Linked DNA regions of Homo sapiens: region 1 is linked to region 2. A link is a loop called in an ENCODE intact Hi-C map of the cell type or tissue named here. Cell type or tissue: heart left ventricle. All regions are shown on one strand.

The links. Hi-C counts contacts between places; a loop is a spot of excess contacts. Peaks named below come from ENCODE experiments on the same cell type or tissue, not always from the same donor. Only the 100,000 strongest peaks of a DNase experiment are listed, where the experiment ranks them.
Region 1: a loop joins it to region 2, with 2.7 times the contacts of the local background. A loop is called at or near these places in 6 of 110 quality-filtered maps.

Annotation. Positions count from the first base shown.
Region 1 is chr9:7,086,243-7,088,742 of GRCh38, reverse strand. All of the region lies in intron 17 of KDM4C (lysine demethylase 4C), which reads right to left. Among named protein-coding and RNA genes, the nearest start is that of KDM4C, 330 kb to the right of the region's middle. In heart left ventricle, no CTCF peak of the experiment used is centred here; no DNase peak of the experiment used is centred here; H3K27ac peaks cover 803 bases.
Region 2 is chr9:7,161,321-7,163,820 of GRCh38, reverse strand. The region is part of intron 19 of KDM4C (lysine demethylase 4C); the gene reads right to left. Among named protein-coding and RNA genes, the nearest start is that of KDM4C, 400 kb to the right of the region's middle. In heart left ventricle, no CTCF peak of the experiment used is centred here; no DNase peak of the experiment used is centred here.

The DNA.
Region 1 (2,500 bases), 75 kb after region 2:
ATATTTTAAATTAGTTCATTTATCTTGTTGAGACACAGGAAATGGCGACAAATCTCTCACATACGGAATACAGGAAGACAATGCACCTCCTGTAATATGTAGCAAATGTAATCCATTAAGACAAACCTTTCAGACGATTGCATATTATCTAATAATAGCCACCCCTCATATGTTGAAGGAATATTTTATCATTAAAAGATCCAGAAAGCTGGCTACAAATCATGGACTACTTCTGAATTTTAACAGACTCAAATTTTAGAAGTCAAATAGTTTTGAAATCAATGTTTTTGAGTGATCCTAAGCAGATTGTGGGTCAATACTAGTATAGAAAAATGTAATAAAGAACTGTAATTTCTTAAAGGAGAGTTTAAAAATGCCACATTTTAGGATAAGACAACAAGAGCTGGATTAAAGAGAGAATGTGATGCTCCCTTAAATGTGAATGAACAAAACAGCATTTCTCCTAGGTCCCATTCCAGGGTTCATATCAACGAGTACTTTTGGCCCCATGGCTCCTGCCCACTTTAAGGGTCCTTCCGAGGCAGACAAAGCAGGGCCTCCAGGCCTGGAGGAAGAAGCAAGTGGATACGGGGGAGCCAAACACTGCTCTCAGGATTGGTTGCACCAAAATCACGAGGAATCAGAGAATCCTGCTAAAGACACTGTCCATCTCTGCCCCGCCACCAGAAGTTCTGATTCATAGATCTAAGTGGGAGCCCAGAAATCTGTATTTTTGATAAGTAGTACCTCAAAGCAATTCTAGTGCAAAGCCACATTTAAAAATCACTGTAAGATTACAAATCGGCGTTCTCCATAAACTGGATGTAGATAGAATTTTGAAAAACTACGTGCCCTCTCACACAATTTTAAGTGGACACAAAATTTCTCATCATAAGTTTAAATAATTGTAGAAGCTATACTTCTTGTGGATTAAATATTGACATTTAGAAATAAAACATGTATCTCTAAATACCATTGTCATTTGATAACTCCATCATCCATTTAACAAATAAAAGAACAGGCTCTTCTTTCACGTTTTGTAGCATTCCTTATTCCCTTTAAATTTATATTACTCCTATTCCACTTTCCCTCCAGAATTTTAACTGAATGTAAGATAATTTTATGCCTGAAACTCTTTTAGTTATCACTGTACCATAATCCTCTTTAACAAAAATATGCATATTAATTGAAGTTTAATTTTTTTAAAAAATTTCCTATGACAAGACTCTAAGTTTTAAAAAACCTCTAGTTTGGCTATTATACTTATTTTCAGTTTATAACTGATCAAAGCTACACATGTACTATAACATTGGTAATTATTAAAGAAAAAAGTATATTTTTATTGGAAATGTATCTCAGATAGATGAAGCCTTTAAAAATTATTTTATGAATGTATGTTACAGACTGCTGGAGTTAAGGCATGTTTCTGTGTCATTTTAATTATATTTTTCTTTTTTCAAAAAAAAAAGCCTTCATATTAAAAACTAAATGGGATTTGAGGGGTTTTGTTGCAGTAATGTCTCTTTCTGAGTTATATGCGAACTCTTTCTGAGTTATATGCCTAAACGCACGCTGGTCAGAACCCATCACTGTGTATCAGCTGACATCATTTGGGTACTCCTTTAATTCTGTCAAAAGTGAAAAAAAAAAAAAGAGCCACGTAAGTTGCAATAAAAAGTCTTGTTGTCCACCTACTTGATTCATTCCCTTTTCCAGCTTTATGAGAGCCAGTATTTTGCATCTGGCATGCCAGAGGTCTTCAACCACAGGGCAGAGTACAACGGTGAGCTCAGAGACGCATGGAGGATCACAGATAGATGGCAGAAAGACCAACTGTCTGCCCCACTCTGTGAAGGAGAGGGGACAGGAGACCCTGCAGACTGCAGGCTGGCTCTCAGGCAGATCAACTTTAGAAAAAAGTATGTTTGAGAGTTGGGATATAGAAAAGAACTGTCCTTGTAACTGTCTTTATAAAGGGTACATGGGTGTGTGTATGTATCAGCTGGAAGACCCCGGCCAGATGATCCTGCATGCATAGTCCATGATCTCAGGAATCTGCTGGTAACCCCGTAGCAGTTATCTGAGGAGAAAATCAAAGGCCAGAGAACACACTCAAGGCAATCCAGACAGGATCAAAGGCTGAACAGGGTGGTGCCCAGCACAGCACTTACCTAAGGGCAGTGTGGTAGGAGGAGCAGATGGACTGGAACTGAGAATGAGGGTGGGCGTCTCTCTTAGAGCAAGCCTATTCCAATGTGGACTCACCCATTTCTCACAAGCCTCACCTTTCTAAAAAAGATCCCATTGAGAAACACAGCATAAAGTGTGGATGATTACTTGCCTCTGTGACAGACGGCATATTTACTCAACAGAGTAATAACTATTCCGATGCTGGTGTTGCGGCAATCACTGTATATGAGAGGGGACACACAAAAATGCTGTTTGGCCTAACTCAGAAATTCATAATTAGGGCCAGTGGAGTTATAAAATACAGAAATAT
Region 2 (2,500 bases):
GTAAGTCTATCCTTGGCCCTCATAGGACTTGACCTCAGGGCATGTGGAATTGAAAGGGTAGGCTGTGGAGATGTACTCAATGTATTCCCATGGGGTTATCACCTTTCTCTCCATTTCCCTTCCCAAGATTTATGCGGTACCGAGAACACTGGAAGGTATAGCTTCTGAGTACAAACTGATTACATGCGTCAGTCTCCGAGGTTAGAGAGTCGCATCAGCTCTGGATTCCTCTGAGCTGAAGCCCAGGTGCTGGGGTAAGTGTGGCGGCAGGAGGTGGCATATGCTTCTCCTGCTGCTAAAGATGTCTCCCATGTGGAGGGATCTCCACTTGGGTAATACATCTGGCTCATCTTCACCCCCTCTTAGCCTTTTACAAGAGGATTAGTTACGACTTAATTTTATTTTTGAATTCTGAAGGAGACTGTATTTCCCAAACTATGTGCCATGGTGCTCTGCAGTGCTACAGCAAACTCACAGGGACCCTGTGGGATACATTCAAGAGAAGCACGGTGACACTTGTGAGGCACCTAGCTTACTAATACTGATGAGTTATTTGGACCTAATTTACTTAACACATAGAACTGTTAGGTACTTCTTTTGACTGAGAGGCACTATAAAAAGCATGCTGAGGTACTAAGGGTGCCTGCAAGCCAAGAAAGTTTGGTGACCTCTAGCTCAGCTCCTTCCCTTTCTCTCTGGAGCCATCATGCAGACAGAGAACCTGCACTCTGCTCTGCTCCTTCCACGGAGAGGAGCCTGCACTTTCCTGCACGGCCCATCACTAGGTAAGCCTGTCTAATTCCAGGGTCCAGTATTTGAAACCTGTTTGCCAACAGATATAAGCCACACTCCTCAATATCTGCTTTATCACTCATAAAGGTGATACTTTACATCTCCAAATCCTGACTCCTTTGTCTCGCTTTTCCTCAGGCAGGGCGAGACATGCTATTTATTGGGTCCTTCTCGAATCCCAACAGAGGCAAGTCAACGCCTCAGGAAATACATGAGGCTGTACCCTGCACTTTCTTACCCACCACAAACAACTTTCAAGCAGGAGAGTTACGGCCTCCCCTTCTTTATCATTTAGGTCCTTAATTTTACAGATTTGCCCTTCAGCAGAACTTTATTAACCTTTAAAATAAAATCCCTCAAAATAAATCCTGACTTGCAATTTTAGGTACCATATCACCAAGGAGAGCTGAGGGACATGGAAACGTGGACTGGACAAGCATAAATTGCATTCGAGCAGTTTAATCCTAAAAACATAGTTTTATTAACAAACTGAATAGATGAACTTTACTAAGTGACAATTCTTTTTTCAAAAACCTTTTGGAAACAATGCCTGAGATAGTTAGATATCTTTTATTACTAATTGTAAATTCACCTTTCACTCACAGGAAATCTTAATCCAGCATTGGCAGTGCCTGACCTCAACTAACCACTTACTGCTCAGCCTCCTCCTAACGTTGCTCTGTATCCTAATGTTGCTCTCTATCAGCCACAAAGATAAAATTCATAATCTTTCATGCCAAACTCAAGAAGACATTTCAGTTTGCTTTCTCAATCTTCTTGCTTTCAGAACTCTTTTTCTTTACTTATAGAAGAAGAAAAATAACAAACCAACTATGTAACAAGATAAGTTATTCTGTGCCTCCCCCACCTCCAAAACCAGGGGGCACGATTCTCATCCATAACAGCTCCTTTCTCACCCTGCACCAGGTCATTCAGCTGGAAGGACATATATTTTGATTAGCATATAACTTTATTTAGTATGTAAAATTCAGTATTTACTCCTTAGCTACTTTCCAAATGAAGTTAAGGTAGCTCGGAGTAAAACATAAAAGAGCTTATTTCTGTAACATCTACTTTCATCCATAAAGAAATAGTGTCAATTCATCAGCTGTTTCACATTTTGAGTTTGCCAGCAACTTCCTATGACTATGTGGGGTATAAATTTAAACAAGAATGAGACTAGAAGCATGTGAGCTGATGAAAAGAAGTTGAAAGGTTTGATATTTAGGCTTCTCTGATCTCTCCAAAGTAGAAGCTGGTGGGTGTCCCCAAAATTGTTTCAATCACTAATTCAAAACCTATTTACTGACCACCTAATGTGTGTGAGACACTAGGAGGCAATAAAGCCCAGCAGCCCAAGCCAGGGACAGACAGAGGGCATTGCACCCACACGTGAGGCCTGTCACACTAAACCCCATGGCTCTGTGGGGTGCAGGTCTTCAGGGTCCTTGCAAGGGGGGAGATCTATGAGGGCTTCAGAGTAGAACTTTGATTTTATTTACAAATAAGGTTTCTGAGTAAGATTTCATTCGGGGTAGAGAAGTTTCTTTTAAAAATAAAAGGTCTGGAAGATGGCCAAATAGGAACAGCTCCCGTCTGCAGCTCTCAGCGTGATTGATGCAAAAGACGGGTGATCTCTGCATTTCCAACTGAGATACCTGGTTCATCTCATTGGGACTGGTTGGACAGTGGGTGCAGCCCACAGAGG